Regions from separate parts of the Mus musculus genome. Here all the other regions are linked to region 1. The links are chromatin loops, found by intact Hi-C in ENCODE. Cell type or tissue: heart. All regions are shown on one strand. Links, peaks and the distances in the headings refer to the core of each region. The heading gives the core; the rest is flanking DNA.

Region 1 (10,955 bases), core at 1,230-9,229:
AGAATACTGTTGCATCCACAGCCAGGACATCCTAGAGCTCTCTCGGCTTTGTTGGTAAGGGTGTCTTTTAAGGTGAGTGTCCTCTGGCATCTACTGGCTCCTGCCCTTCTGAGAGTCCCTCCCTCCCTCCCTCCCTCCCTCCCTCCCTCCCTCCCTCCCTCCCTCCCTCCCTCCCTTGACTGCCCTGGTGCCCTGGTTGGGGATCTCTTCCTCCTGTTCATTTCTTTTACCCTCCCTGCACTGGTGTTCAGAGAAAATGGGGAGAGTGAAGAAAGAGGTCTGAATCAGCAAGGGAAACGCATGTGCCAGAGAACAAGTACCTAGTCCCTGAAGTAGTGAGTGCCTGTGTTGTGGCTTCAGGAGTCAAAAAAGCTGGAATTTGTTAGTAGGGAGAAAAGTACTTTATCAGAAACACATTGGCTGCTGGAGAAGCTGTGGGATTGCCTTGTTAAAGGTGGTTTCGGAGAAGGGAGGAAAGGAGGGAGATGGAGGCAGCCCCCCAGTCTTAAAGCAGAGGACAGACCTGCACAGGCAGAGGCACCTGACACCGTAGGTGGTGGTGAGTGGCGTTGCTTCTCCAGCCCATGGACTCTGACCTAATAAACCACCTTCTCTGCCCCTGAAAACAAGTGCCCGGCGCCCACCATCCTGGGCTGTGCTGCAGATGTGTTTTCTTTCAAAAGAGGGAGATGTTAGATCATCGGAAAGGGGCCTCCACAAACGTCAGAACCTAGTCTTTCTCCCTGAGGTAACCATACCCTGGAAGGAAAGAGTGTCTGCCACCAGCCTGACTTAGTGGTAGGGAGGTGGGAGAGCCAAGAAGATCTCTGCCCCAGGGCCTATGGTTACTCTCTTATGATCTGTTCTCTGGTGACTGTCAGCTTGAAAAGGATAGCTCTCCACTTCCCAAGGACTACCAATCCTTTCTGTCCTCTAACCAGGGTGCACTCTTCAAAACCCCAGGAGTGAAACCTCTTGAGCCCTTGTGAAGCCTGCAATGTCTGGTTTGTACAAAGAGAAAGCTGGTTCAGGCCTCAGGGTCTCCTGGCCTGAAATTCTATAGGCAGAGGCAGAGAGTCCCTAGAGGCTTCTCAAGGGACCAGCCCAGCCCCCATTGCCTTCTCTATATGGAGCTTGTCTCACCTTTACTACACTTTTGAGATACTTATATTTTTCCTACTTAGGTTGCTTCTGGAGCCTTGAGGCGCTTCCTCTTTAGCACAAGATGTTTCAGACAGTCCCTGACATGTCCTCTTACATCAAGGTAAGAGTAGACAGCATCTTTAAACAGGCAGTGATCTCTGCATAACTCCCACCTCTCCTGAAGACCTTTGATCTGGTCTTTCTTTATCCAGGAAAAAGAAAAAAAAAGAAAAGAAAGAGTGAAGTCTTGGCTTTTCTGTCATCAGGGCAGCACTTTGGGGAGACAGGGTGTGTATTGCATGCTCAATGTGACTGGTGTGTGCACATGGACATGTGTGTGACTATGTGCAAGTACAGTGGACCCAATGGTTTCTTTTACTGGATGGACCTGCTCAGCCTTCAAACTCACCTAGAGGGCCCATCCCTCAAAAGCTCAGATTGCTGTATTTGACAGCTCATCTAAGGGGTTGTTTTCCCCTTTCCACAACCGTTCCCAAGAATGTAAACAAACCCAGACTGGGACATCTGGGTTACACGTTCAGTGAAAAATCCCTGGCGGGTGGGGTGGGGAATGTACACTGAATGGCCTTGCCCAGAGTAGAAACTGGGCCTCACTCTGCACAGCCAAGAACCGGGTGGAGGGCAAAGGTGTTTCCTTTAGAACTGGGCTCCTTCCTAAGACCCACCCCAAGTGCCCTGCCCACACACCCTGGCCCAGCATCCTCCTGCTTCCAGAAAAAGGGATGGCAGGGCATGGGCCCATCTGCCAAAACATCTTCGGTATAGGTTTCTTAGGTCTAAGAAGGGAGCACTTGTTTAACACCTCAGGAACTTGTTGGCAGTGGAAAGCATCTCCCTCCTTCTGCTTGCTGTCTGAAGCAATGGTGTTCTCTTCAGGAGGAGTCCAGGAGGATTGCTCTGGGAGGAGTAGTCACTAAACAAGGATGGGAGGGGTGGGGGAGGAACTGGAGTAAAACCGTGTCAATAATTAGCCCTTGCAGAGATGGATGGATGGCTCCCAAGAGGTGCTACCACAGTAAACGATGAGATCAGACTGGGCCAGGCAGGGCTCTGGGTTCCAGTTTTACAGAGGTATAGCTCCTACCCTTCACCTCTCCCTGCAAAGAAGCCAAGCCCAGGGGCTCTTCCAGCCTTACATGCAATGTTCTAAATGGCCTTCATCCTGGGCTGCAGCCTCTTTCCAGCTCAGACACCAGGTCCCAGAATCTCAGGGATAATAACTCTCCAAAGGGCAAGGGGGAAACCCAGGGTCTGACCCAGGGTTAAGGGTCATGGAGAAAACAAGCTGGTCCAGGACAGAGTAGCAAACCAGCCTGGGGTGGGCAAAGAGGCCCTGGGAGAGCTGTGGGCTGCCGCAGGAGCCGCTTGCCACAGGAGCTCTTTTCAAGGGGGAAAATGGATTTTTCAGCAGCCACAAAGTTTGTATTGTTGCACAAAGGAGCTCATTGATGTTGGTCAAAGTTCTGCGTGGCAGGACAATCTTCGGTCTATTCTGCAGGCTTCCATCACCGACCATTTGCCAGAGGGGCACAAACTGCCAAGCCCTTGCTGTTCTCTGTCTGCACCAGCTCAGAGTTGTTGATAAACAAGGGGAGCCCAGGTGACCTGGCCCCGGGAATCAGGAGCTGAGAGCCCTGCCCTAAGGAACAAGGAGACCTCTCCACCCAGTCTCTGGATGCAGCTTACTACAGACTGAGGGCTCAGACCTGGTCCTGCAGGAGAGCCCTTTTCAGGGTGGGGATTGAAGGAATTAGAGAAAAAGACAGAGGAACCTCGGTGACAGTTAAAGATGCTGATATGCAGTCCTAGATGCCTAGCTATTGACAGCTGCCTCCCTTTGCCAGGCCCTGTTCTGATCATTGTGCGTGTTTGTAAGAGAGCAAGTTCAAGACACAGACACTAAGGAGAGTATACTGACTGCCAAAGAAGTTCTAACATTCATGTCCATCATAGCCCTTTTAGATGCATCCCAGTCTGTGGCCATTGCGCAGAGAGGGACACTAATTCAGAGAGGTTAAGAGTCCAGAGGAATCCAGTGGTCCAGCCTAAACTTTCACACACGCGGAATCTGAGTTAGGAGGTGGATGGAGAAGACCAGAGACCCAGTGCAATAATGCGGTCCAATAATAGCACAGTACTTACATTCCTATTCCATCAAATGGGGCGTTTCCTTGAAATCTGATACACACACATACACCTGCACAAACCTGATAGGGTTCTCTTCTTTCTGTCCTCCACTCTATCAGCCTGAGGATTTTGCCCATGCTGCTTTTGGGGGTGACATCCTCCTTCTCCCTTGACTCACTCAAAGGGAGGCTGCTAGGTCCTGAACCTGCACAGTGATACTGCCCATAAGTTTCTGGCATGTAGGTCCTGAAGCTGCGCTTCAAGGATACTGGTCCGTATTTGGAGAGAATATTGTATGGGGCTACTGGGAGGTCGGGTTGGCTGAGATTCCAGAAGCTGAACCCACCCGCGACCTCCATAGTCCCCATTATGGCGCCGCCACTGGATGAGGGTCGCGACACCGGGCTGGTCTCCACCTCCTGTCATCCTGTGCTCTCTGGTCAGTCTCCGACTCCCTTGGGGTTTTCTCGACGACGCCTAGTGGTCTGGGGGTTCGCCTTCCAATTGTCTGGGGCTCGGGTCTCTGAGACCCTCCTGGCCTGGCCCCCTGCGCGGCTCTGCAGGCGCTGCGGCCTCCCACGTAGAGTTTTGAACAGGGTCGGTGCTAAGGCAAGAACTAGCGTGGGGAGCGGGCAGGGCGTACAGAGGCTCTAAATCTTCCTTCAATCTGTGAGTGGATGAAGTCTGAGAAACAAATTCAAAGCAGGCGCTCCTGCAGAGCCTTCCTGCAGAAATATTCCCCAGCATTCAAGCGCATCCAGGGGCGGCTCAAGCTGCCTTGTTTGGCTAAGGTCAGACGAGACTCGAGTTCTCCAATAAAAATAAATCTCAAATTAATTATGGCCTCGAGCGAGAGGCCAGACACTTGAAGCTGCAGTTGTGCAGTCTGGAGTTTTGGCGTTCGCCTGCCAACCCCTTCCCCTTCCCCCACCCCCTCCTCCACCTCTTCCCCTCCTGCTTTGCCAGTTAGATACCCTCTGAATCGGTGGGAGAAGAGAACGCAAGGGGGAAAGCTCTGCCACAGACTCTTTGCCAGACCTGGCATCTTTAGGAACTTCAAATGACCCAGATGTCATCTGGTCCGAAGGCACCCCAGGGATTGGGCTCCGATTGTCCTGTCCTCCCACTCCCGTCCCAGTCTAGGACCAAAGGAGCCCGGGAAGCTTGCGTCTGGAAAGTCTTGACCCGGTCAAAAGGGCTGACATTGAGCGAGCCAAGACACGTTTTGTCGGCCGTTTCCCTCCCTGGGGAAGCAGAACTTCCGCATCTTTGAAATTGTCAAGTGTATATAAAGCAAGTCGTCTCCTCAGTGCTTTAATGAAAACGCTAAATTCAAATGTTTCTTAACTAGTCACCTAAGTGTATACAACTTAGAAACGTGTGTCAGGATGCTTTGTTGTTGGAATTTTCTTTTCCAGATTGTACCTTTAAAAAAAATATATTTAGCCTGGCTTCTTGAGCTATGAGCTTCCCCTGATTTGAAAATCAAGAATGGGCTGGTGGAACAGCAGCAAAGGTACTGGTACCATCTCCCAACCTCCAGCCCCCAGCCCTGCCCAGTCTGGGAAAGAGTGAAGCCCACAGTCCTTAGAGCGCCAGGAAAGAGGGTGTGCACCACTGTGTGGGCAGGGGCTGCCATTCCTGAGCTGGACGGGTACACAGGGAAGGGAAGAGCCAGTGAGAGCCAAAAGGGGGGGGGGGTAGGAAAGGGAAGGGGAGTGAGAAGCGAGAGAAGGGGAGGGACCTGCCCTCTCCAGCACAAGACAGTTTTCATTTGCAGCAGGCCTCACCGCAGGCTCTCTATCAATTTGTCTCAATGCAAACATTCAAAATATTCTCTTTGGCTGCTCATGAAAACAATGTGAGCTGCCAGGATCAAACCATCTTTCCAGATGTCTGGTGGTAACCACATTAAACAGGGCAGACTTGTTTACTGTTGTGTTTGGTTAGGGCTTTTCCCCCCTTCGGGATTTAAAAGAGAGTCAGGAGGATCCAGTGGAGCACCATCCCCAGAGTTACATAAGCGGGCAAACTCGCCCACCAGAGCAACAGCAAGGGATGGGAGGAACCCGACATTCTATCCCAGATCTGTTCAAAACTGGGGGACAGTGCCTTCTTCTGTGTGGAGAACCCTGTGAATGAGAGGAGGTTCCGATGGAGGGGTCGGTGGTAAAATGTCAATAGATTGCAATGATGCCTAAGCCTGTCATGCCCGGGGGAGCCTATGCCAGCGCCCCTACGCCCCAAAATTGTGAAATTGCTTCAGTGTCCGGTTTGCAGGCAGAGACAAACAAAAAAATACTCCCTAGCTGAGGTGGGGGTTCAAGTCTTCATTTTTATCCGGATTCTTGTTGAACAAGAATTCTTGTTGAGAAGGAATTGGGCTCAATGAAGTTCGGGGATATTCCAAGTGAATTATTCCAGTGAGTGTTATTCAGCAATGGACGTGACTGTCGTTTGCCAGATCAGCAGAAGCCGAAAGGAAAACCTGGTGATTGTCTGCCACTTGGCCCTTGGGGCAGGGCGGGGCGGGGCGGGGGGCGTGGTGATTAAATGTGGATTGGCTATTTTGTGGCCTTTGTAACTGTCCAGTGCCTGGAAGGAGACCCTCTGCGGGGAGACGTAAACACTCCTTTCGGACAGAAAGAGGCTCAGTATAGCCTGGGTGCACCCTCCTGAAAGCTACGTTGTCGTTTGAATGTCTGGGCTGAAAAGGAAACAATTTGGGGTTTGAAAGGATGTAATTCATTCTTCTTTCCCTTTAACCTCTTTCCTCTCTGGAAAGCATGTGGAAACGCTGAAGGGAAGAGCAAGAGGGCGGGCAGCCCGGCCGCAGGCAGGAAAGGGTTAAGCCTGATTTCTTTTAATTGAACTCCAGAACTGGTGGCCCCAGGCAAAGGGGGGGGACTGACCCCGCTAGCGGTAACCAGATGTGGCGGTCCCAGGGGAGCCCCGGAGCAGACCCCTGGATTGAGAAGCAGACAGGAGGAGGGGGAGTGGGCCCGGCCCCCACCCCACCCCCCACAGTAAACCGAGTCTCAATTGCTGGCAGGCTGCACCGCCACTCCAGGTCTGGTCACGTTCAGACCCGTGTCTGTATTCGAACCCCAAATTGGAGCTGAATTGATGAGACTAATTTGGAGAGGGGGAAGGGGGGAGGGAGGGAGGCGAGCGAGCGAGCGCAATTGCTCCTGAAGAAATAAAGAATTAATAAGTCACCTTCTTGCCGCCGTGGACACCCTCTTGATTTTTTTTTCCTTTCCAATTTATTCGGATCTGCTCTGGAATTTTTCCCCTCTTTTCCCGGGAGGACTCTTAAATAATAGTGAGAAAGTCCACAGCGTGGTCTGAAGAGCGTGGAAAAAGGTAACCTGTTTTCAAAGTCTGGGAGATGGGAGTCAGGCCGCCAGCGCCGATACCCCAGAGAAGCCTTAACAAGAGAGCTCCTGGGTCCAGCAGGGGAGGCGCGGGGGATAGCAGAAAGAACCGAGCCGGTAAAGCGGGCCACGCCGCTGGTTGGGAATGACAGTCCCTAGCTTGGACCCTTAGACTGCCCGTTCTCATCCAAGGTGGGGTCTCTGCTGAGCCGCGGCTCGCCGCGCTCCTGGGTCCTGCTGCGTAGTGTGGAGGGCAAGCTCGCCCTGGTGTCAGTTCCTTGGGGGCTGCGATGGTATTGAAGAACTTGGGCCGTCGGGTCCTGATAGGTGAGAGAATTTAACTCAAAAAGCCTAGGTTGTGGCTGGTCTACCTCCTTAGCGGGCTGTGGAGCCCGGAGTCGAGGCGCGCCAAAGCATGGGCATCTCTCTGCTAACAAAGCTTGAGGTATTGAGCCCTTGACAGGTCAGGTCCGCGGGACCCAGAATTCGCTTTGAGCCTATCCGGAGACCAGCGCTTAGATGCAAAAACTCTCTTCGGCTCCTCTCTTTCTTTCTTTCTTTCTTTCTTTCTTTCTTTCTTTCTTTCTTTCTTTCTTTCTTTCTTCCTTCCTTCCTTCCTTCCTTCCTTCCTTCCTTCCTTCCTTCCTTCCTTTTTAAAAATAGTAGGTTTGCCTTGATCTGCATCCGAATCTCCCCTGGCGGTCAGCATCGCCAGGTTATCCCCTGTTCTAACAAACTCTTCCGCCGTCTTCCTCCCATCCCCAAAAAAGTTTGACTCCGGCTGGAAAAAGCATTAATGAATGTATCTGTGGGAAGAAACGGAAAGTGAATGAGTCAGGAGGGCCACCTTCGGCCAAAGGCCCAAGGGAAAGGAAAGAGGCCAGAGGCGTTTGGCTTTGGATTTGGGGGGAAGGTGATGGGGGAGTTGCAGACTTCAGGAATCAGGGAGCGGATACTGGGCGTGGACCCCGTCATTGTTCCTGGCCAGCTCTTATCTCCCAGGAGCAAGTATCCTGTGTGCGCAGTGCATGAATGTAACTGGGCATCCCGCGTATATTTATATAGCGAGTGATGCGAAAAGCAGGGCGAGGAGAGGACGAGGGGGTGTGGGGGAGGGAAGACAAGAGAGAGCAGAGAGTGGAGAGGGCGAGATGAGAGAGAGAGAGAGAGAGAGAGAGAGAGAGAGAGAGAGAGAGAGAGAGAGAGAGATAGGACTTCCTCCCCGATCGCAAAGTGAAGTCACTTCCCAAAATTAGCTGAAAAAAAGTTTCATCCGGTTAACTGTCTCTTTTTCGATCCGCTACAACAACAAACGTGCACAGGGGAGCGAGGGCAGGGCGCTCGCAGGGGGCACTCAGAGAGGGCCCAGGGCGCCAAAGAGGCCGCGCCGGGCTAATCTGAAGGGGCTACGAGGTCAGGCTGTAACCGGGTCAATGTGTGGAATATTGGGGGGCTCGGCTGCAGACTTGGCCAAATGGACGGGACTATTAAGGTAAGCGGCTGGGCAGTGGGCGCGGGGAGAGGGCCGACCGGGGCGGCGGGAGGGCTGGGCGCCGGGGTCCCGGAAGACGTGGCCGCTCTCCCTTCCTTCCGCGCCCCGGCTTCGCGCGGTCTCCTCCGGGTGGCGAGTCCCCCATTCCGAGGAGGCCGGCCAGCCTTCCCGCCCAGGGCGATCTACCCCTCACTCCTTGCGCCACTGTGGAATCCCGCAGGCTCCCACTGTGCCGCCCGAAGGGGCTGCGAGACCCGGCAGCTGAAACCTGGGGACCCGGGGCGCGGAGCAGAGTCTCGGGCGGGAGATCGCCGGGTCGGTTCCCACCCGGCACCCAGACGACCTGGCCCCGGCGCCAGGCACTAGTCTGGCGGCCAGCTTCCTCACGCCAGAGGCCGAGATCTGCGCGGGCAGGAGCAGCGTTCGCCTCTGGCTGGGGTCCCCCGACCCTCCGAGCGAGTTGGAGGAGTAGTTGCGGGAGGGCAAGGGGTGCAAGGGAGGGTGTCTGAGGATCCGGCTGAGCCGGCGGGTCCAGATGGAAGACCCTGTTTACTTGTCAGCCAGACCGGTTTCTCTTCCCCCCTTCTCACTGCTGCTGCCCGGCAGTTGCGGACGCCGGCTGCCTGGAGCTAACGGGCCCGCCTCGCAGTTCCTCGGGTTAGGAATCTCCTTGCTCTCCGGCTCCTCAGTGCCTCAGATCCCGCACACTGTGCGTGCGCCTGCTTTAGAGCAAGGGATCCAGGAGCTGTCCTCTCAGTAAGAATTAAACTCCTTCAACAGCTGTCCCCCTGCGGTGGCTGGTTCAGAGTCTATGGCCTGGGGCTTGCCGATTGCACCCCCACCCCCACCCGCCACCCGCGCCGGCCCAGCTTGGGTCTAGGTTGCAAAGTGCAGACCAGCAGACCTGTGAGTCTGGGTTCCCTGTCACGCTTCAGAAAGGCCGAGTGCTCCCTCCGAAAGGGGGAAGTAGGGCCAGGAGCAGAGACGAGGGACACCCCCTAACGTGACTAGCCTAAGAGGACTTAGGAGAATGAATGAGAGCAGACGTTAGCTTCAAGGCTGCATATCAAGCAGGAATTGCTCTGGAAAAACTATCAGGCTGGTGAGGTGGGGACTGGCAGAGCCGCCATTCTCCAGAACCCAGAGGAATCCACTTCCCTCTCATGGCTTGATGAAGAGGAGGTGAAGGTGTTGTTGGCTTTAGAGAATTTAACAGATTTTTATCTTCTGGGTGGGGTCAGAGTGTTTTTATTTTCTAAGAGTCTCTTCTCTCTCTCTCTCTCTCTCTCTCTCTCTCTCTCTCTCTCTCTCTCTCCCTCCCTCCCTCCCTCCCTCCCTCCCTCCTTCTCTCTCCCTCCCTCCTTCTCTGAAACATGCTGACTTAGGTAAAAGGCACCAACTGAAGGAACTCAAAGACAGATGAGATAGCCGATTGTAATGGGGTTTTAACACAACCACCTAGCCACAGGTTTTTCAAACCTGACTTGAGAGTGTTCCTAAGGGGTGTGCTCTGGAGACCTGACAGTGCAGGTCCCTGGGCCCTGCTTCTCTGCTTCCTGTTGGTATGTTCCTGCAAGTGCCTACATCCCTCAGGTTCAGTAACCAGATGGTCCTTCGAAAATCTTCACACCCCCATTCAGAACACTATCTACTCACAACCCCCCCCCCCAAACTCCCCTAGGTCCTAAAGGGTGGTAATGTGGCTCCAGAGGCTTAATGTGGACACTCTGAGAAGAAGTGAAGCAATATCTGCGCAGTGTTCAGACCTCTAAGCACAGGCCCTGAGCTCTGGAGGAAGCTGTGGTCTGTGTACCCAGGATGTGTTAACCCCACACTGTGCACAATGGGATGGGCATGACAGGCCTCAAGGGCAACCTTAGACCAGGAGGCTGCCACTCCATACCAAAGATGGGGGTCAGGGCTCTTTTAGGGTCAATAACTAACAGGAGCTCATGAGCCCCCCCCCCAGACCTCCCAAGGAATACCTTGTTTCTCACCTGGGAGACTTAACTCCAAGGCTACCTATAGATCAATCGCTTTTCAAGCCATCTTCTGGATACCAAAGGTTCTGGAAGATTGAGTCTTTCGTGTATCCTTTAGCCTTTTAGCTATGTAGAAGCCATAGGTTCTTGTTTATATGTGACCTTCTGATTTGGGGGGTCCTAGACCCCACTTACATGATGGTTTAATGCCATGCTTGGTGTAGATACTGAAAGGCACTGAATTGGAAGGAATGTCAACCAACTTGTGATCTTATTATATGAATTTACAGCTATAGGACATCTTTGACCTTCATAATCTTCATAAAAATCCCATGGGACTACTTTACACTGGTGTCCCAGTTGCTTGTGTACTAAACCACTATCCTGCCCTACATGGACAAAGGTCAGAGGATACTATCAATCAAATGTAAATCTGTAGATACAGACCTAGAGCACTTAGCTCGCCAGTTTGAACAGCCTGGGACAATCAGCACTGAGTGATTCTGGGATGTGATCTTATGCACCTGCCTGCATCTTCCTCAATCTCAATCTGAAAATACCTGTGGGTCTTGATGCCCAGGGTGTACATGGTTCAGGGTGCCAGGGAACTCTGGCTTTCTTTACAGTAGCCTCCTGTTTTGTTTAGCATCTATCTTTGGGAGTTGTAAATGTCCAGTCATGCTGCCTTTCCAAGTTAGGGCCCCTGCTTTTCCAAGAATGTCTGATGGGAGAACTCATATGGAAAGCCTCAGTTTGTTTGCTCTTCTTTAGCTATAGACAAGTTAACCTGACATATTAAACAACACCCTACCC
Region 2 (10,955 bases), core at 1,237-9,236, 99 kb after region 1:
TGTTGAGAGTGCATTTGTCTCCCTGCCGCCTCATTCAGGCTGCTCAGAGCCGCCAGCTCCTACTGGGTAGCAACCCTCTTCTGAAATGAATTGACTGTAGCATCCAGGCAAACGCAGCACCGGCTGCCCCCATTCAGGTGGTGATGGGCATTTATCTCCCAGCCTCGGCCCTGGCCTCTAGAGACGATTAAGCCAGTGCTTTGCAGGTGCATCTTTTGTTCCCAGTAAAGCTCTCCACTTAGGCGACTGCCTTCCCCCTTTTGAGGTAGTCTGGCTGAAGGAGCCAGCCTGCCACAAAATAAAGTACATTAGCAATACAAAGCTAACAAACTCCTCCCCCCTTTCACCCTCTTCCCACCTCTCTGCCTCTCTTCTTCCCTAATAGCTATCTTTATTTTTTTAATATTAAATGGAAAAAGAAATAGAAGACATCAATGCCACCTTGACTATGTCTCTCTTTGAATAAGAGGCACACACGGCACTCAATCAGAGCTGGGTGTGTGCCCACGGGTGCCTTTGCTCCCTGCTTTGCAAAGGGCAGGTGCTAGCTGGCATCAGGCGCAAATGGGAGAAGCTGAGGAGATGAAGTCTATTAATGTATCTTCATGGTACTTATCAACTAGAGTGCTGCTTTAGTTCAGAATGGCATGATCGTCCTTTCTAGCCTGCCTACCTCCTAAAACACTGACTGAAGCTATCTCAGGGTTATTTGTATGTAGAACGTAAGACAACATTTCAAAACTCAATTTCCACAGACCTGTAAATGTGTTGTGAGTCTCAGTTATACCCAATTGGAACCATTGAACATTTTCTACCTTATTTGTCAAGTTTAATGTACTTAAAGCAGGAAGACAGCGGTTATTGTCAACCATTTCCATAGCAGCCTCGGCTGTCACTTAAACAGGATTTTGGAGTGTGCCTGGTGCGGGTACATACTTTGTTTTGGAGCTTTGCACCATTCTGTGAGTCAGTCCGCTGTTTTTGTTTCCTTTCTGTGCAGAGAGGTGGGACAACATGAAAGTGACCCCTGAATGGTTTGTAGCCCCTCAGAGTATGGTAAGGAAAGTTCCCCTTTCACTTAAGCCACTGTCATAAGAGAGAAATGGTTGTTACCAGAGTCTGGGAAGGCCATGAATGGAAAGGTTATAGAGGGTGAGGGGCCAGTGGGGACCTCATGCAGCTGAAGGAACAGCTTCTAAGGCAGAGTAGGAAAAGAATGATTGACAGCAGTCAATTCAATATTTTCAAAACAGCTAATAGGATTGTGTGTGTGTGTGTGTGTGTGTGTATACATGTTTGAGGGCGTGTGCATGTTTGCATGCGCACACATATCTGTGTACATGCATGTGGAGACTATAAGCTGGCGTCAGGTGTTTCCCTGGGTTGCTCTCCACTGAACCTGGAAGCCATCCATTCAGCTATGCTGGCTGTCCAGTGAGCTCCAGAATCCTTCCTACCTCTCCCTCCTTAGCTTTGGGATTTGAGAGCCACACTGTGGCAGGCATATGGCTTCTAGAGGCTGCCAGGGATCCCAGTCTGGACTCTCATGCCTGGTCCACAGGCACTTCACCAGCTGAGCTGTCTCCCCGGCCCCAGTGATTACTTTTGTGACGTGATGGATGTGTCTGTGTCTTTCACCTGATTGTTACACATTGCAGATAAGCTTAGTAACATCACTCTGAGTTCTCAAAGTACTTACAGTCACTATATATTTGAAATATTTTAAAATATGTATGATTTAATGGCCCTTATTGCCAAGGTTCCTCCTCAAAAACACAGTCTTTTCCCTCTAGCTATCTTTTCCTAAGTGTAATTTGGTGCAGAAATTTGAATTTCTGCAACATTTTTCTCTGCCTCTGTAGTTTTTCACTGCTGCCTCCAGCTACATCTCTGTTCCCTTTTCAGAAACAAATGTATACCCAGCCTCTACTAGACCTTAGCCTTCCGTCTTAAGGGCACAGAGAGCCCCTTGTAGACTTTGTAAAACAATGACATCCAAGGACAAGTCCTCTGTAACTTCCTTCTCTGGAGCAACCTGGAGCCCTGGAGCTCACTGGATGGAAATGGGGGCTGGCTGCCAGAGGCTGCAGGTAGAGAGAAGTGCTTTGCGTTGACTGCTGACAGAGAGAGAGTACTGAAGCTGGAAGCTGGTGACGATTTCACTGTCTTTGAATGTGCAGAGTGTGGCTAAGTTATACACTTGAAAGTGGTTAAAACGGTAAATTTTATTTTTAAAAAATTAAATGCATAAATAACAACAAATACTGAGGCTAAGGCCCAGACATAATGTGTTAATTCTAAATCTCTACTGGGTACCTACGGGGGCCTTGGGGATTTTTTTCTTAAGTTCTAGCTGGACAAGCCCTGCTTCGTTGTACTGAAGGAACGTAACCGGCACATCCAGGGCCACTCCAGGTCTTTCTGGATCCTTCTGACCTTCTCTGTCCCCAGGTCATCCTAGACAAAGACCTGTGGATATACTGATTGTAAGCACGGGTGGGTGAAACATCTCACAGTTGATGATGTCATTATTACTGTTATTGACAACTAGGTATGAGTTTAGCATCTTACATCTTAGAAACTCCCTGCTCCCATGCCTTCATTTGGCTCTCTAAAAACAGATCATGTGTTGCTAACTTGGGTATATGGGGGAGCACTGAGGCTCAAGAGACTAAGTGGCCTTTCCACATAAGCCTTCTAGAGCCAAGCTTGACCCTACTCCCTTCTTCCCTGTCCTGCACACTGAAATCCAGTGTGACTGCTGATCCTGGGTGGTAGATCCAAGGTCCCAGCTTTCTCTTTGGTTTTCTGGGCAGCTCCTGCCCCAGGGCCCTCTGCAAGTGCTCCTTGCCCCCACAATAGGCAAGAGTAGGCACCTAACTTCAGAGCTCCCCTACATGCCTAAGGCCCTCATTTCCTTAGCCCTCATCCTGCATCTATCTCAATACCTCCAGCTCTCCAACAGGCAGCGGATATAGAGCTCCTTGTTCACTAACTTCTGGACCTCATAGCTGACAAGGCCTGGCGGAGCTCTGAGCTTCTAGGCCCCCACCTAGAGCCTTTGAGACTTGATGCCGAAGGTGAAAAACTGAAAACCACTGCCCTAGCTGCCAAGGGTAGATGGCCTGCAGAAGCTCCATTACTGGCACTTACCTTGACTGATGGATAAAAAGTCTGTCTTCATACTTGCCAAGGATTGAAAAGAGAGGGGCTAAATCGCCCCATGACACATATGCTGGATGCCCAGCTGCCCATTTATGGATCATGCTTAAGAGAGCCTCTCCTCTCAAGAATTCCAAGGACAAGGGCCAAGCATGGAATAGCAACCCTTCTGTAGTATCTACTTACCAAATATTTTCACATCCATTATCCATTATCCACACACCATCACCATGAGATCGCAGCTGCTACCTTCTTGTCCCCGTCCTGCAGTTAAGGATAATAGGGCCAAGAGCTCCCAATGTTCCTTAGATGTCACCCATATTTGGGGCAAAGCAAGACTACCCGTGCTCGCTTCGGCAGCACATATACTAAAATTGGAATGATACAGAGAAGATTAGCATGGCCCCTGTGCAAGGATGACACGCAAATTTGTGAAGCGTTCCATATTAAAAAAAAAAAAAAGACTCTACCCAACATAGGTTTGATTTGCTCCCCATAAAATGTGGGAGGGGTGCTTCCCACATTTTAATCTCAACATCTTAAGTATTTGTTAATGAATGTTTTCCACTCACCTAAGGTAAGCACCCAGCTCCTCTTTCAATGTTATACTAATGAAGTTGCAGTGTGATTTTGGGCAAGGGTTTGCCTTTTCTGTCTCAGTATATTATTTGTATGGCTGTCACAATACCTGACAGAAACAACTTGACAGGGGAGATAGAAACTTTGCGGTTTTGGAGAGACTTCAGTCCATTGTGGTGGAGAAAGCATGATAGAGGGAGTGTTTCGCAGAGATGAGAAGAATAGAACATTTGGTAGTGGGCGATCCCATGGTGGTGGACCAAGATTCAATGGTTAAGCTATAGCCTTTATCATTAGCCTACCCCTAGTGATCCACTTCCTCCAAACAGTCTCTATCTCCTAAAGGTTCAATGAAATTGTACCATCCAGTGGGCAGCGAGCATCCAAAAGCTCGGAGCCTGTGGGAGATGTTTCCGATTAAGTCAGAACACTCCATTTCATCATGTATAAAGTGAGGCTAATTTCCATGCCCTTGTAAATCAGCATGATGTCTGACATGCCAAAAATGCTTGATAAATTATATTCATAACAGTTCATTATTATGATTTATGACCCGAATTTAATAGTAATTAACATTATTGTTGGGGAAATATATTTGAGGGTTACCAGAGGCTAACAATGTGAAGATATTGTACTCTAATGGATGGTATAGCGCTGTGCAGGATGCTCCACCATAGCTGAGAAGCCAAGCTGCTCAAAACCTTCCTAGGGAGAGACCCCTATAGGCGATGTCAGGAAGTGCTGTCAAATCACATTCATAAATGCAAAGTCACTTGTCACATTCAAGATCTCCAAGGGGAAGGAAGGAAGAGCCACAGTTGAAAATACCTACTGAATATCTTTTATACAAAACAAAAAAACAAAACAACAAAAACAAAACAACACCCCCCAAAAGAATCAAAGGCCATAAAATGGTTGAGACCAGCCAAAGCCACCCTAACCTGAAAGATACTACAGAAGACTGAAAATACGTCAGACCACAAGCATTTAGTATATGAGAGATCCAAGCTGTATAGGACTTTTTAGTATTATATTAGTTTACCTTTTGTGTGGTATGGGTGGTATGCCATAGCTCAAGGGCAGAGGTCAGAGACAACACATGCAGAGTTGGTTTCTTCTACCATGTAGGTTCTGTGATTTGAACTCAGATCTTCAAGGTTTAGTAACAAGTGACTTTTCTCACTGAGCCATCTCCCTGGCCCAGTGTGTTCATGCAAAGGATGTAGGTGGTCAGTGCCTTAGTAAAGAATGGACCTGAATTCTGTGAGTCGTTCTGCCTTCTCCCAGTTGCTCATTGATTCTCTGACTTATGGAGGATTTGCTCCATACAATAAACCTTCCAGAATCTTGGAAATATGATAGCCAAGGGGCGCCAATCACACCTGCAGATGAGCAGTAGAGTCTCAGAAAGTCGCCCTGCTGCCTCCTGCACACACCCTCTCCATCGGAGTTCAGAATGACATCATCCGAGAGGTTATGGTGTAATGTGTGTGGGGGTGGGGGAGGGAGGGGTGTCTCTGGAAAAGCTGGATGTGGATATAGAAATGTAGGAGGGGCAACTCTGATTCTGGGGTGTGTGTAGGCACTGCCATATGCCTCCACGTGTGTTCTGGGTGGTATTTTGAAAAAGGTGAGTCCCTATACACGTGAACAAAGTGTCAGCGGGTGGCATGTGTGACCCTTGGGTAGGTCTCCAGCACTGGAGACAATGTGCTTAGGCACTTCATGGTGAGACTGGAATCTCAGGTATGGAGCCCAAAGCAGGAGCCAGGAATTTGCCTCAAAATACTAAGGCCCAGTGGTAGTGGGGTGGAGCTAAAGTGAGATTGGCCATGGCTTTTAATTGTTCAGCAGAGCAATGGGCCCCAGTAAGGCTTCACTGGACTTTTTCCCTTTTATGTATCTTGGAATTTTTCTGTGACTGTAAAGACAATGATAAGTTTTATCTGAGTGGGAGGACAGTTAAACGAGCAGAATGTCTGCATTCCACACCTGTGTACAGTGAACGAGGGTGGCGTGCTCTTGGGAGGCCCACATTCAGACTGTGAGTCTATGGGGAGGGGAGAGTAGGTGAACATAGAAACAAGAATAGAAATGATGTGGTGTGTGTGTGTGTGTGTGTGTGTGTGTGTGTGTGTGTGTGTGTGCCTGTCTGTCTGTATGTGTGTATGTCTGTGTCTGTATCTGTGTGTGTGTCTGCCTGTCTGTGTCTGTGTATGTCTGTGTCTGTATCTATGTGTGTGTGCTTGTGTGTGGGTGAGGGTGTGTAATTGTGTGTTTCTCAGCTATTTCTGTGGTCCAGAGGCAAGATTTGTGATTATAGATAAACAGTAGCTTTCTCTCTCTGGTTTGTATTTGGTTTTGTTTTTAACTTAAAAAAAAAATCCAGAGTTAATGTCTTGTCTGTTTCCTATCTGACCCTCTTTAAGAGATGTGTTTGATTTTTAAAAATTTTTATTTTTACTTACTTATTTTCGAGAAAAAGTGGCAGAGAAAGAGAGACAGAGAGGCAGAGAGGCAGAGAGAGACACACACAGAGAGAGAGAGAGATTGAGAAACTGGAAACAAAGAATCGTTGTCTCTGAGCCCTGGCAGGCAGGAAACCCCAATCTCAGGGGAGTCCAGCCAGCCAGCCCGGCCCTGGAGTCAGACTCCAAGTTTCTGAATTCAATTTGACAGCTTGTCTGGGACACTTTCTAAGTAACCATTATCCTTCCTTTCTCTAAGTAAAAGAACTGTTATTCCTGTCCCAGGGTGTGCTGTGTGCTCTGTTATTGCACACGTGTGGCCATACGATGACGAGCACACGGTCTCTAAAATTACTGGAAACAGTTTTCATGTTCCCTAAGACAAGTGTAAATTTGTTCCAGGCTAATGAGCAAAAGATTTGAAGTCTCATTCCCCAACCTGGTGAGAAGTAGGTAGATGGGCGAGGGGGGATGAGGGGAGGGGAGCATTTGCCCTGGTGTTGTGCATGTACACACTATTCTTACTAGGATTTCTTTGAAGTACACACACACACACACACACACACACACACATCCTTCACTGACCACTATCCTCAGCGTAAGCATAAGTTCTCTCCCTCTCTCGTCCACACTCACATCAGCCTAGAGCTGCAGGTTGCAAGGAGATGACTCCTCTGTGTTCAATCTGCAGGCCCTGGAAGCAGGACCACACTGGGTTCTTTGGATCTTTGACATGGTGTTGTGAGGGATTAGGCAGCAGCCACCCCCTCTGTTCATACTTGAAATCCAGGGGCAACGTGTAAGTTTATGTCACAGCACCTTCTGGACAACTGTGGATGCTTGCTCTCTTGGGTCTGCCCTCGAGTCTGAATGGAACTGTACCTACTATGCCTTCAGTCAAGCTTGGGACTGTCTCTCCACTTACCCCACCCCTACCCAGGGACCTGCCGCCCCTTCAGAGGCCTTGGCCCTATAGCTTTGCCTGGTTCTAGTCTCCTCTGCCCCTTTTATGAGGTGTTTTGTTTGTACCCACTCTTTCTCCAATTTAGTAGTGTTTAGTATTGGACAGATTCCAGAGGACAGTTTTTTCCTCTCAAATGACTAAAGCACCCTGGAGCTAGAAACCATTGGATGGGCAGATGAAAGTCACCCTTAACCCACTCCCTAAAAGGTCACTGTAAGCCAGCCCTCCAAGATGCTTCTATGGGGAGACTGGCTTTTTCTCCTGTGGGGGTTGCAGGGGGTACCCTCTCCCCTCCCCTCCCCTCCTCTCCCCTCCCCTCCCCTCCCCTCCCCTCCCCTCCCCTCCTCTCTGCTAACCCTCACTTCCCACTTGATATGATCAACCCTGAAGCTGTAAAGGGTCCCATCCCAAAATAACAAGGGAAAATGTCTCATCGTGTAGCTGTCCATGCTTAGGAGCTCGTGGTCCCTTTGACCCAAATGCTACTTGCTATTTTATCAGCTAAACTCTCTTTCAAGTGTGGCCTCTCAGTCTGTGGCTGTGCAAAGGGGAACCACAGGAAAAAGTGATCCTCCAGAATACTACTACCACTCCTTCCCCTTCCCCTTCCCCTTCTCCTCCTCCTTCTCTTTCTTTCTTTCTTTCTTTCTTTCTTTCTTTCTTTCTTTCTTTCTTTCTTTCTTTCTTTCTTTCTTTCCTTCCTTCCTTCCTTCCTTCCTTCCTTCCTTCCTTCTTTCCTGTTTCTATCTTTTTTCCTTTATAACATATTTATTAAATACTTAGTCATGGAAGATTTTTCTATGCCATAAAACCTTATTAGTTTAATGCTATCATTATTCCCATTTTATAGATGAGAAGCCCAAATCACCATGTTGGTTTGAAGCAGGGCAGAATCTGTTCTCACAGTCTCCTCCCCAGCCGAGGTAGAAGACAGGCTCTGAAATTTCCTCTTGTATTTCGACCCAACTATGTCTTAATTACTACTGATGCTGAGGGGGAAAATGCCTTGACAAAAGCAACTTGGGGAAGTAAAGGTTTCTTTAAGCTCACAGTTTAAGATTCATCATGGTGAGAAGTCCTGGAGGTAGGAGTTTGAGGCAATTGTTCACATTGCATCTCCAGTTAGGAGTTAGCAGAGAAGAGCGACTGCTCTGCTCCACTGCCTTTCTCCTTTTAATCCAGTCCAGGATCCAAGCCTAGGGAATGGTGCTGCCCACTTCTACCTCAAGTAACCTAATCAATTGTTCCTCACAGGCATGGCCAGAAGTTTGTCTCCTTCATCTTGCCAAGTTGACATTAATAACATCACAGCATGCCAAAAGACCCATTTCTTTCAGGAAGCTGGGTTTGTCTAATTGTTAAAACCATGGGACTGCATCGATTCCTGCAATGGTTCAAAATTTCTCAATGTTACCGGCATTTCTGGAGGCATATTAGTTTGTTTCACAAATTTTTCTGTAGATATATTTTTATAATTTGCATGATGATACATGATTAAGCTTTTGAGCTTAATTGAACACTTAAGAGAAATGAAAAAAATGAGCTTCAGTAAAAGGCATATTACACTGAGTAAAACCATTTCCATGTGTTGCAATGAACTTAATCTGAAAAAACGAGAGTGAGACACAGACATGTCATTAGAAATCAGGTTGTCATGTTCCCCTTGGTTGATATGAGCATCAATCATGAAGACCTTCCAGGATCCTACCTCACCTAAGCTCCCTCCATGAAGTTAACTTTTCCTGCACTGGGGCACTGAGGAAGGAAGCTGTAGCTGACTGTTGGGTCCTTAGAATCGACAGCTTCCATTGCTTCTGCAGTGTTTTCCCACCTCAACCTTTACAGCCCACACTTTGTTCTCACACTTAATGACAACTTTAGCTTCTTGGTTTACATCAGCATCCTTTCTGTCACCATAGGCTGGCCTCTCATGTCCCTGGGCCAGAAGACAGCACTCCCCTCAGATAGTCAGAAGTTCTCATTTAGATCAACATGACTTTCTTGTGCCTGTCTTTGCTTTTATGCATTTCAGAGCTGTTCTTAGAGGCTTCCAGAAGAAATAAATGAGGCTGTAGGTACCCATGTATGTGTTCTGCGCTGCTAATGACGGTAACGGGGAATGCACGTGCCCTGGTGCATCTCTATAAAGGAATGTGATTCCTGTAAACACTTGAAGGTAGAGGGCCAAATGTACAAGGCTGTGGGAAGATATTTGTGGGTAATGACATCCTGGGGAACTTTCCAACCTGACTCCATTCCTCCTCCTTCCATACCAGCAGAGAGAGGCCTTGACTGTAGTGCTCTGTGGCTGAAGCTCTGACCATATCACACATTTCTTGGTAGCAATTCACACTTGCTAAGTAAGCTTGGCCTTCCTTATTCCTCTCCAGTCTTGCTGTTACTATATCAGTCCTGCCGCCTCTACCAAGCTGCTTCTTGCGTTAAAGATCTGTCTCACTCCACAGAGTGAAGCTAAAACTCAGAATGAAATTCATTTTAGTTCTTAAACATCTTCACCATGTGCTCTGATTTGTGATGGAAACTAAAAGTGGTCCTGTTAGCTGATGTTGAGAAGGGTTTCAAGTTAACTGGCAAGAAAAGGGGATTGTCTACAAGTGCTGTTGATGCTCACTGGTGGCTACCTCAGCACAGGGTCGTCCAGATACGTGGGCTTTGCCCAATGTACTGATTTAGCTATTCCAGGAGGTTTGTTTAGCTATACTGGAAAGTATAGCTGGCCTCTCCCATCCAGGGCTTCCACATCGGCAGTTTTGACCAACCATTGCTAGAGAAAAGAGCATCCTCTTGGACAAGCAAGCTCCCTGTCATTTCCTAAATGACACAGTATAGCAACGAATTACATTGTGTTAGGTATTTTAAGTGATCTTAGATGTTCCTCCAGCAGTGCAGTGAGTTAGTGTGCCTTACTTACACAGCAGTGTGTATGCATGGAAGTGATACCCCAGTCGTGAGATAGCGTAAGTGGTCCATCAATGACTGGAAGTCTTTGGGAGGATGATCATGCGTTCTATTTAGCACTGTACCATGAGAATTTGAGCATTATGGGTCATGGTGCATGATAGAGACTCTGAAACCATTTACCCTCACATGCAAAGGAAAGACTATGCTTACAAAAAAAGCTTATTTTCCCAAGCCTTTATCTATCTTATGTCTGTCTGTCTGTCTGTCTGTCTGTCTGTCTCTATCTACCTACCTACCTACCTACCTACCTACCATCCCCGTAAAGAAAGGTATAGATCTGTCTTTTTTTTCCTCTCTATTTGAAGAAGGAAGAAGAGAGAGAAGCACAGACATGGAAGCCCCTCTTGACGCACAGGGAAGAAGTGTATCTTCTAGTTAAAAGGATGGGCTGTAAGCAGCACCATTTATTATTTTAATATGAAAATCTTTTATAGATGTAACAAATTCCTCTCTTTGGAGAAGCCTCAACTTAATATCACAAAGAAATCATTTCTCCTGTAGAATCCCCACGGAAGAGAAGGTAAAGTCTTTCAGGAAGAAAGTCTGAGGCTGGCATGGGGGTGTGAGGGCTTTCCCCTCTTTTGGGAATCCGCAGGTCTCACAAGTAAATTCTGAGACGCTTCTTCCGCCTCTTTGGTACAGCTTGAATTCATGTCAGGCAGAAGCCACAGAGAGAATAATAACATTATGTAAGATAATTACTTATATGTCAAATCCCAAATCAATCCTACCTGCTCAGTGTGTTTACCTTACTCCGACGAACTGTGTCTCTTCCCTAAGCCCTGAACCCAGGAGCTATT
Region 3 (10,955 bases), core at 1,334-9,333, 120 kb after region 1:
CTTGAGCAGTTTCTGAACATGGTTGTGGAAGAGAAAAGCTGAGTCAAAGTTCAGGGTCCATATAGTGCTGGCCTCTCCCATCTGAAAGATCTCTGTCGGTTCATTCTCTGATCAGCCCAAGTCCTCACCACAATTCTGGCCTGACCTCTCTGTGGGTGGTTATAAGACCCTGCCCCTTTCTGCTACAGACATGTCTGAGAGCCTTGGTCAGCCTACAATGTGGACACATGTCTGCATGTCATTCCATAGCACCAGGACTATGAGGTGCGAGGCTGGAGTTGGCCTTACAGGAATGTCATGGGCCTGGACCTTGAGACGTTCTTCCTAGAGACCTTCATCTAGACATCACCTCTTAGATTTTCATCCTTGCCCAACATCCTTGCATCAGTGAAAAGAGTTTGTATTTTTCCCTTGATTTATAGTAGTTTATCTTTTTAGAAAATCTTGTAAAGTGGCTCACAAATATTCTCACTTGATCCTTAGCATAACCCCAGAAGGTAGATAATTCATATACAATTTTGCGTCTACAAAGACACGGGTCAGGGGAGACCTGTGGGCTTCCCACGTCTCACAACAAATAACAGCAGGGATAGCGATTGAGCCAATCCTCCAACTTGAAGTTCAGGATTCTTCCTACTGCTTCAGCTCCCAGATTAGACAAATAAGATATTAGAGTAAATATTACTCAGGGAAGACGATACTTCAGGAATGTAGTGGTGCTTAACAAGTTATTGCTGAAGTAAATTTAACTTCTTCTGGCCGCCAAGAGAGCATCTTCATAGAACGAACCTTCCTGCAAAACATACAGAGCTGATGTGTCCTCTTTTGTTCTTTCTCATAGACCCTTCTTATGACTCTGTCAGGAGAGGAGCATGGAACAATAATATGAACTCTGGCCTCAACAAAAGTAAGTAAATAGGAAACCATTTGGGGGTGAGTCAAATGTTTCTGGAGAGCCAGAAGTTGGGGTGTGGGCGTAGGGTCATAAGACACACACTAAAAACAAGTGTTGGTCTTCATGCTGCCTGATTAGATGTCAGTGTGAATTTGCAGTGCCTGCTCAGATTTTTGAGGTCTACTTTGATTTTTTTTTTTTTTTTTTTTTTTTTGCTATATTTATGTGTACTTGGTTTTAGAACTTATAAGGTTTGAGGTTTTCTCAGAACAACTTGATATATAAAAGAAAAGTAACTCGTCTGGATTTTGATATTTCAGTCAGGACGTTGAATCTCTGGGACATATATTCTCCACATGACAAGGCTCAGTCAGGTCAATACCCCTAGCCCTAGTTAGAGAGATTAACATGAAGGATAACCTAAGGGATGTTGCGCATCACAGACATTAATTTGACCAACAGTGATCAGCCGATGATTTGTTGAAATCCACCCAGTGTCTTCCATTAAGGGGCAGTGAAAGAGAGCGATTCACTCTTCAACCAATGTGTCCATCTTACTGTCTCCGAGAAGTAAAACTGCAGGGAAATGAAGGGAATTGGGGAGATTATGTTAATAATGAGGTTGCATTGGTGCAAGCGATAACCAGGATCCCTTTCAATTATGAGTGTGCAGTGTTTGTTCACTCTGCATGCAGGACATGACGCTATGGGACTCACAAAGATAAGCCAGGCAAGGACCAGTTATTTAGGCAGGAGAGAGAAATCATGGACACACATATGTCTTCATCTGGGTTGTATTAAAGAGTTCTTGCGCACCTGCTACCGTTAGAGCTACTCAGACAGGCCATGTCTAGGGAATGTCTAGGGAACAGGAGACAGGTAAACCTGGAGAGCTAGATGTCAGGGACGACCATGGTGGTATGTCTGACAGTGAGGAACCTAGGTTTATGGAGTTTAGGATGCAGAGTAGACCAAAAGATAAGAAAGGGATAGTGAATGATAATATGGAAGTAGATTCCAGATCTTCAGTCCTAAGGAGTGCTGAAGAGTATGTGAGTCAGTTTGAAGTATGAGAGGTCCAGTTACACCGAGCCACCCATCACACAAAAAGCAGCATACATTCAAAACTGGGGAAGCCAGAGGTCAAACATGAACAGCCTTGGAGAGGCTCTCACGAAACACAGTGTGACAGGCACCAGGTGGTCTGTGCTCAAATGACACTTTCTCAGGAGAGACCTCTGTATTGCCATGTCTATTTGTGGGGGACACGTGTGTACATTTGGGGGCACAAGTATAGCCGTGTACCCATGCACATACATGGAGGCCAAAGAGAGACACTGGCTGTTCTGTTTTATCACTCTGTGCCTGGTCCCTTTGAGACACTCTCTTACTAAACCCTGGAGTTCACCATTTCTCGGCTAGCCTGACTGTCCATCAAGCCTCGGTAATCTTCTGATCTGTGCCAATCCCTCTCCGTTCCCAGGCACGTGTTAGAAGTGCACACAGACATGTCAAGTTTTTATACGGGTATGCTTGGGATCTGGGCCCATGTCCTCGTGCAGCAAACAGTCTTACCATGGAGCCATCTCGAAGCTCAAGGTCCTATATTTCAAAGGAATGGTCTAACCCCATGTCAGCAGACATTGTTCAGTGTTTTCTCTTCTGTTAAAATATAACTTCATTGCTAACTCTTCTGCCCCGAGACCAGTGCCAGCGTAGCGGTTTGATAGGTATTCAGGAATAAAATGAGTCTGTGAGTCCATGGGAGAGTGCGGTCCTGGCAGCTCATGTGCCCTCCTTCCGGGGGATATGTAACAGGAGCATCTTCTGCCACTTTTCTTGATTTCTCCACAGGTCCTCTCCTTGGAGGATCACAGACCATGGGCAAGAACACTGAGCAGCGGCCCCAGCCAGGTATGTGATTCAAATATGTAGCCTCTCACTTGTGTGTTATACTGCTGTGGAGTCAGTCAATGGTGGAGCAAGACAGTGTACAGTTGGCTGTCCATATCTGTGGGTTTTAGGCCTGGGGATTTAACCAAACACAGACCAATAATATTCAGGAAAGAATCTACATCTGCACTGACTGTGGACAGACTTGCTTTCTTTTCATTATTCCATCAACAATACAGTACGGCTCTTTGCATAGCATATGTGTCATGATGGTAATCTATGATTTAAGGAATGTGGATGGATATGACTAGATTATATGCAAATAACCCATTTTATGTAAAGGACTTGAGCAGCCACAGATTTCAGTATCCTTGACAGACCTTAGAACAAATCCCCTGTGTATCCCAAGAGGCAACTCTAGTTCACACATTGTCTCTTCTTTCCAAGAGAGTATCTGGGAATTAAGCAGCAAGTCCTGGAACCAGGGAGCGATCTGTTAAAAGGAACTTAAAACTGAAATGGTCCAACACCTTATTTTGTGGAAGAAAACAGGGGTTCTGAAGGGTGAAAGGATTTGCTGAAAGACAAGCAGAGCTGAATTTCTTTAAGTTCCAGAGCCTCCACTTCTTATCCAAGCATTTTACGCTTTACGAAACCATACAGAAATGCCTTCACCTAGTAGATACGCAGTCAAGACATAAGACCTTTTGAAGCTATGGACCTGGAGACCCTTAATAAAGAAATGACTTAGAGACTGCAGTCTATAATCCCTCGGTAGCATGACCTCTTATGATGGGATGCCCTTGTTTCTGACCCTGACCCCGCCCCTGCTCCTCCTTGCTTGCTTCAACAAACAGGAAGTTGACAACCTACCTTGACTTAATCCTTTTCTGAGCCAGAGCCCTCTGTTCAGCTACCCCTCTGGCCACTTGTCTTCTGGGGAGAGGTCCCACAGGAAGACCCTACACAGATCTGAGGAGAGCCATTGCACTCAGCTCTGCTGTCTTAATTAAGAATCTGAATTAAGATCTGAACAAGCTATTTGCTTTGGGGTGTGCAAACATGGTTCTTCATTTCCAGCCAAAATATAGAAAGAGAAATTGTAGTAAAAAGTGAAATTCAAGTGAAAACCAAGTCAGGTAGAGCAAATTTTTAAACAAGTTCCAACAACAACAACAAAATTGAATATCTACTCAAACAATTTCAGTTTCATCAAAATTTAATAAAAAATGTGGACTGAAAGGCTTCAAGAACTGTTAAATTAATTCTTTTTAATTCATTAATAATTACTATTATAATTGAAAAAAGCAGTGTGTTTTTAAAAAGGAGTGACTTCATAGCTAAAATACAAATTCTGCTTAGTGTTGACATTTTCAAGCTTAAAATCACAGAGTTTTGGTAGAAGGGAAGAGAGCCCAGCAGCCCAACCCACTCTTCATAGCTGAGAAAACAAATACCCAGAGGTTGTCCAAACCATGATTTAGTTCATGACATAGCTGGGACTAGAACCCAGGCTACCTAATGGTTTTTATAGTCCATCGGAAAACTCAGACATGCGTAATGTCTTCAGCATTAGAAAGATCTATTAATGGCTAGTAATTGCTGAGGAACCTGCTTTAAGCATGTTTAATAAGCAATCCTTCAGTTCATTCACTGCCTGGTTGAATTTAGCCAGATGCTTTCCAAACGTGTGGGCGATTTTGTTTGGGGGGTAGTGACAGCATAATCTAAAAGTTTAGAAACCAGGTATGAAGCAAGAGTGCTATTACTCGTCTACGTTGACTGGGCCATAACTTTGATCAAGGCCTCTAATCAAGCTTTCCTATGGCCCTGAGATAAAAGTAGGAACCGTTGAAGTCTCCTTCATCTTGATGCTGCTCTCAGATTATTTGCTGAGGAATGAAGTAAGCTTTTTTTTTCTTTCTAGATCCTTATCAGATCCTGGGGCCAACCAGCAGCCGCCTAGCAAACCCTGGTGAGTTAACTTGAACCTGCAAGCCTTTCCCTCCAGAGCATTCGTTATATCTGTAAGGTTACACAGAAACCTTACTCCTCGGTACGGTACAGGCACCTGTCTGGAGACTGCATGGGCTTCCTTAGTCAAATATTCAACTGTGCACAAACAAGAGGCAGGGCCTGTTCATGAGTAGCAGGGTCTGCTGCCACAAGACGTTTCTGGAGAACAAGCACCTCTGGACAGAGGTTTATGTCCATGGCAAATGACTCAGATGGAAGCTCCCCGTTAGGGAAGCTATTCTCAGTTATTCCTCATCCAGGGCTCATGGATAAATGTCCCCAAGTGTTGTGGTTTTGACTTGAGTGCTATAGTTATCCAGCCTTTGAAAAAGGAAGTGCAAGCATCCCAAGAGAGTTGCACACACAATGAACGTGACAAGATGTGAAGGATTCACTATTAAAAATAACTCTCGGATGTGTTCTTCTAAACCCAAACCATGGAGATGGGGAGCTCAAGGCAACAAAAGCCAGGCCCACGTGCCTGCTGCACCTGCAGTGCTACAAGCTCGCTGGGCCTCCTCCCTAACCTTTAGCTAAACCATTCCTGCCCAGAAGATAAAAAGCCATCCAGCATCCAGCCCCTCCCGTTGCCTCTGCCCATGCGGAACTGAACACTAAGAGCCGTGCACTTTTCTGGAAAACAGCCCAGCTTAGTGAACCCCAATTCTATGAGGTGCCTTCTCTCTGCTCTACCCCACAGCCACCCCCCAAGAGGTTCTTGGATACTTGACACTCTTTAAGGCCAATGTTGAATAGTTTGAGGGATTTCAGCACTAAATGGAGATTAGATAGTGACTCAGGTCTAGGTAGAAAGGTCTAAGGGGAGGGTCAAAAATCTTAACAAAAGGATGTGGAAAGTTGGCTTCCCTGAGATCCTAAGAGCTTGGGACAAAGCCAGCATTCACCACAACCATCCTTTGGGACAATCTGTCTTAAGATCTAACCTTGCTTACTACGCTCATTTTGGCGGCGGCAGTAGAGTAACAGTATATACTGTACCCTTTTTTTAAGATTTATTTATTTTATTTACGTGAGTACACTGTATCTGTCTTCAGACACACCAGAAGAGGGCATCAGATCCTATTATAGATGGTTGTGAGCCACCATGTGGTTGCTGGGAATTAAACTGAGGACCTCTGGAAGAGCAGTCAGTGCTCTTAACCGCTGAGCCTTCTCTCCAGCTCCATAATGTACCTTTTGAAACTAGCTGGATAAGCCCGTCTTTGATGATGAGCAAGCTTTTGAAGTGATGGGTGTGTGAATTGCCCCTCTGTGATTGTCAACCACTATGTATGTCTGTCAAAATATCACCACATGCCCTGTAAACGTGTACAATTATCATGTGCCTATTTCTGTTTTCTAAAGGAAAACATAAAGGGTTGTCTCCACTTTCCTTTTTTGTTTTGTTATTTGTTTGTTTGTTGTTGTTGTTTGTTTGTTTGTTTGTTTGTTTGTTTTTCCAGATAGGGTTTCTGTGTAGCAGAGCCCTGGCTGTCTTGAACTCCTAGACCAGGCTAACCCCCAACTCACAGAGATCCACTTGCCTCTGCCTCCCAAGTGCTAGGATCAAAGGTATGTGCCACCATGCCTAACCAATAAAGGTTGTGGTGGTGGTGGTTGTTCTTGTTGTGGGGAAAGGACATGAGTTGTCATGTTTAGGAATCAGAACTGAGACTACTGTTCTTCTGTTTCCTCCTGCATGCAGGGAGTGGGCAGATCCAGCTGTGGCAGTTTCTCCTGGAACTACTGTCCGACAGCGCCAACGCCAGCTGTATCACCTGGGAGGGGACCAACGGGGAGTTCAAAATGACGGACCCTGATGAGGTGGCCAGGCGCTGGGGAGAGCGGAAGAGCAAGCCCAACATGAATTATGACAAGCTGAGCCGGGCCCTCCGATACTACTATGACAAAAACATTATGACCAAAGTGCATGGCAAAAGGTATGCCTACAAGTTTGACTTCCATGGCATTGCCCAGGCCCTGCAGCCACATCCAACAGAGACATCCATGTACAAGTATCCCTCTGATATCTCCTACATGCCTTCCTACCATGCCCATCAACAGAAGGTGAACTTTGTCCCGTCTCACCCATCCTCCATGCCTGTCACCTCCTCCAGCTTCTTTGGAGCAGCATCACAATACTGGACCTCCCCCACTGCTGGGATCTATCCAAACCCCAGTGTCCCCCGCCATCCTAACACCCACGTGCCTTCACACTTAGGCAGCTACTACTAGAACTAACACCAGTTGGCCTTCTGGCTGAAGTTCCAGCTCTCACTTTACTGGATACTCTGGACTCTAAAAGGCACAGTAGCCTTGAAGAGATAAGAAAACTGGATGTTCTTTCTTTTGGATAGAACCTTTGTATTTGTTCTTCTAAAAAAATTATTATTTTTATGTTAAAAACTTTTGTTTCCTCTACCTGAAAAAAAAAAAAGATCATTCCATGAGCCAGTCCACCAGTTTGGATTCTCAACCTCCTATCATCGAATGAGTTAAATATTTAGGTTACTGGAACGGTTTATACCATGATTCTGAGAAAGGAGTACGCATTTTCTTTACTCTTTTTTTTTATGACCAAAGCAGTTTCTTATCAGCACACGGGTCTCATCATTGTAGGATTCCCTACGATCATGAATCATGGACTTGACCAGGGTTGGTCTGGTTTGAGACTTAGTAAAAGTCAAGGCAGGATGTTTATAATCTTATCTTCGGAGGACTCAATTCAGTGGATGGCAACTGGAACACTGGCTCTGAGGCCAGTGAAGTTTTTTGCCCAACTGGAATTTAAAAGATGTGTGTCTATGTGTGTATTTAAGAAGCCATTATTATTACAAAATTCCTCACAATGGGCAGTATGTGTTTGGGTGACTCTTCTCCCCAGAAATAGTCAGAATATGAACAAAGAAAGTTTAACACAAACTCAGACACTCCTGACGGGCAGAGGATTAAATAACATTTTTTTGGAGGGTTTAATAACATTTTTGGAGGGGTTTTTTTGTTTGTTTTTGTTTTTGGGGGTTTTTTTTGTTTGTTTTTTGTTTTTTGGTTTTTGGTTTTTTTTTGTTTTTTTTTTTTTTTTGGTTTTGATTTTTAATGACAGTGAGTCCCAGAACTTTGAAAAGTCATGGGGATTTCTAAACTCAGATTCGCAAACGCTGTGCGTTTGTCAGACCACCAGACCAAGGTCAAACAATCAGAAGGCAACTAACTGTATAAATTATGCAGAGTTATTTTCCTATATCTCACAGTATTAAAAAAATAAATAATTAAAAATTAAAGAATAAGTAAACGAGTTGACCTCGGTCACAAATGCAGTTTTACTATCAAATCAATCATTGTTATTTTTTTAAAATATAATTTGTACATCTTTGTCAATCTGTACATTTGGGCTATTTGTACGTTTTTGTAACTGTTTTTTTTTAATAAGCATAATGTGACTATTGAAAACGAGGAGTTAAAAGTCACTGAGTTTTTAGGAAGAAAAACCTAAAAATACAGTTATTTAACACGCATGCCCAAACAAGATCTGTTTAGACCTACAACGCTTTAGAAATGTTTGTAAATAACAGAGTTGCAATAACCTGAAAAGGACAAACAAACTTTTCTCTGTGCACACGAGGCACTCTCCTGCTCTATATATGCAATATATTTTTAGATGTGCAAATATATATATAATTTTTCAGGTAATCGTGACTTTTTAAACGATATTGTTAAGGTGACAACTCTTAGTCCACTGAAGACTAAGTTGTAAAATAATTTGACCTTAATAAATTGTGCCTTCTTCTTTTTCTTCTTCTCTCAGAACTGGTGACATTGTTTTCTTATTTACTTCCAGATCAAAGGCTTTCCCGGAGGGAAGTTGTTTTTATTGCTGGTGTGTGTGTGTGTGTGTGTGTGTGTGTGTGTGTGTGTGTGTGTATGTAAGAACACACAGCACACATTTAAAGGTCAGAAGGCAGTTTTTATCAAATAAATCAGTTCTCTCCTTCCATGTTAGTTTTTGAGGCAGAATCTCTTGGTATGTCTCCCACCCTGTGGACTCCAGACACACAAGCTTCCAAAAAGCTCTCCCGCTTCCACCTCCCCTCTTACCACAGAGCACTGGGATTGTCGGTGAATACCTCCACGTATGGCTTCTTTCATGAGTTCCAGGGATCAGAGTCAGTCATCAGGCTTACAACGTCTCACGTTTATCCACTGAGCCATCTCATTGGCCCCGAGGAAAAAAATAACTTGCCTACTTATTCTTGTACCATCGATAATCTCCTAACTGCATGTGCTGCAGTACAGTGGAAGACACAGTATCTGTGAGTTTCAGATGCTTGTTAACAATGACGATTTTAAAGCTTCTCTAAGCCATTAAGATCTGTATGACCTTTGTAAGTGAGAGACAGACCTAGGTAAACTATATCCAGGGAACTACAGCAGCAACCGTCTCCAGGACCTGGCCAGGTAGACTTGACTCTGTTCCCCACAAGAAGGCGACCTGATGCTTCAGCAGAGAACAGGAGTCTAGCCTGACTTCAACCCCACACTAGGGTCTTACGTAGACTCTCTGGCTCTATTTTTCAGCCCAATAGAGAAGCTTGCTTCCAACGGCTTCAGCGTTAAGCATCATGCTCCTCTCCTTTACAACAAAGATGACTAAAACTAGAAATAGCTGGTGTTGTTGCAGGGACTCTCATAGAACTAGTAGCTCTAGAAACCCCTTAAAGAAGTTTGCAGCCTCTGGTCCTCACACAGAGTAATTTCTAGACCAGGTAAGCCTACGTGAAGAAGATGAGAGGAGTTCTGAACACTGGTCTCCAACTTCTAAAACATGCACCCTACATTATAAAATACATTAAGAACATATCCTTTATGTTTATGTATATGCTGGTTTGTATCTTGCATTGACAAAATATATACCATTATACATTTGTAGATCCCTCCAATCATGACTGAAAATATTCAGAAAGTGTTTTAAATTATTGGGTAAAGAGAGCTATTGAGGTTAAGAGCAATTGCTGCCCTTACAGAGAACCCAGGTTGGGTTCCCAGAATTTACATGGGGTGACTCACAACTGCCTATAATTTTAGCTTCCAAGGATCTGTTGCCCTCTTCTGGCCTCCTCAGATATCTCTACACTCACAGCATATGGTTACACAAACACACACCCCTATACACATAAATGAATAGTTGCATCTTTCCTGAATATATACTGACTCTTTATTGGCATTTTAATCAAATCATGAGTGATAACAACTAATTACAGTGTTTACCTTGCACTTGATATGATACATTATGTAGATGTGATTTAAAAGATAGGAGAAGAATATGTAAACAGTGTGCCATTTTAAATAAGTGATTTTGGCATCTATGGATTTTGGTGTCTTTAGGGTAATCCTGGAACCCATACTTATCCAGAGGAAAATAAGATTAAATATTTGTTATAAACAAAAAGATGAGATTTTAGAAGGTAATATGAAAATGTTTAAGCTGACATTCTGTTTTCTTCCCTTATTTATATTGCTTCATCCCTGGTTCCAACATTCAAAACGGAAACCGTGAACATTACTGAGACAAACACATATATTTACATTCATACATTTGCTTTCTAGCAAAGAATAACTACTTGGCATTAATGGCTCATGCATAGAAAGACATGAGGCAAGTCAGTTATGTTCATAAGTAGTCAACTTTCAAGTCTCATAGTCAACTTGAAAGGTCTCATGTCAGTTTGCAAATCTACAAAGTCCTATTAAGGGGGAAATTGAGAGGCACATATCCCTGATGCACTGCTAAAAGAACAGGATGCTCACACCATTAGTTCACCTTTAAAAACGTGTGTGTGTGTGTGTGTGTGTGTGTGTGTGTGTGTATTTGTGCATGTGTGCCTGTGTGCCACCTGGGTGCTGGTAACTGGAGTTGCCAGATGAGGATGCCTACATCCTAACCCTGAAACTGGAGTTACAGGCAGTTATGAGCTGACTGCCATGTGAGCTGCCCAACATGGATGCTGAAACACATGCCTATGTCTTCTGTGAGGGCAAACAGTTTCAACTCCTGAGTCATTTCTCAGCCACTGGTTAGCCCTCTAGACAGTTTTGTTTCCTACACAAAGCTGCAATGCTTTCTCACAATCCTGTACCCAGAGTGTCATGGTGG

The links. Hi-C counts contacts between places; a loop is a spot of excess contacts. Peaks named below come from ENCODE experiments on the same cell type or tissue, not always from the same donor. Only the 100,000 strongest peaks of a DNase experiment are listed, where the experiment ranks them.
Region 2: a loop joins it to region 1, with 2.1 times the contacts of the local background. A loop is called at or near these places in 3 of 42 quality-filtered maps.
Region 3: it touches region 1 in a loop (1.8-fold over the local background); 2 of 42 quality-filtered maps call a loop at or near these places.

The regions. Positions count from the first base shown.
Region 1 is chr9:32,538,396-32,549,350 of GRCm38, reverse strand. Fli1 (Friend leukemia integration 1) reads left to right here and starts at 7,899. Exons shown (of 9, transcript NM_008026.5): 1 at 7,899-8,160. The coding sequence starts at 8,143. In heart, for the core only: a CTCF peak has its summit at 7,388; DNase peaks (open chromatin) are centred at 4,460, 7,620, 8,140, 9,100 and 7 weaker places; H3K4me3 peaks cover 5,699 bases; H3K27ac peaks cover 5,809 bases; H3K27me3 peaks cover 4,208 bases.
Region 2 is chr9:32,439,480-32,450,434 of GRCm38, reverse strand. The region is part of intron 5 of Fli1 (Friend leukemia integration 1); the gene reads left to right. Gm22060 (a small nuclear RNA gene) reads left to right here and starts at 3,507; the gene lies at 3,507-3,613. In heart, for the core only: a CTCF peak has its summit at 4,453; DNase peaks (open chromatin) are centred at 6,374 and 7,124; H3K27ac peaks cover 753 bases.
Region 3 is chr9:32,419,860-32,430,814 of GRCm38, reverse strand. It overlaps Fli1 (Friend leukemia integration 1), which reads left to right. Exons shown (of 9, transcript NM_008026.5): 6 at 842-907; 7 at 2,750-2,809; 8 at 4,716-4,763; 9 at 6,510-8,611. The coding sequence ends at 7,039. Among named protein-coding and RNA genes, the nearest start is that of Gm31755, 14 kb to the right of the region's middle. In heart, for the core only: no CTCF peak of the experiment used is centred there; a DNase peak (open chromatin) is centred at 5,294.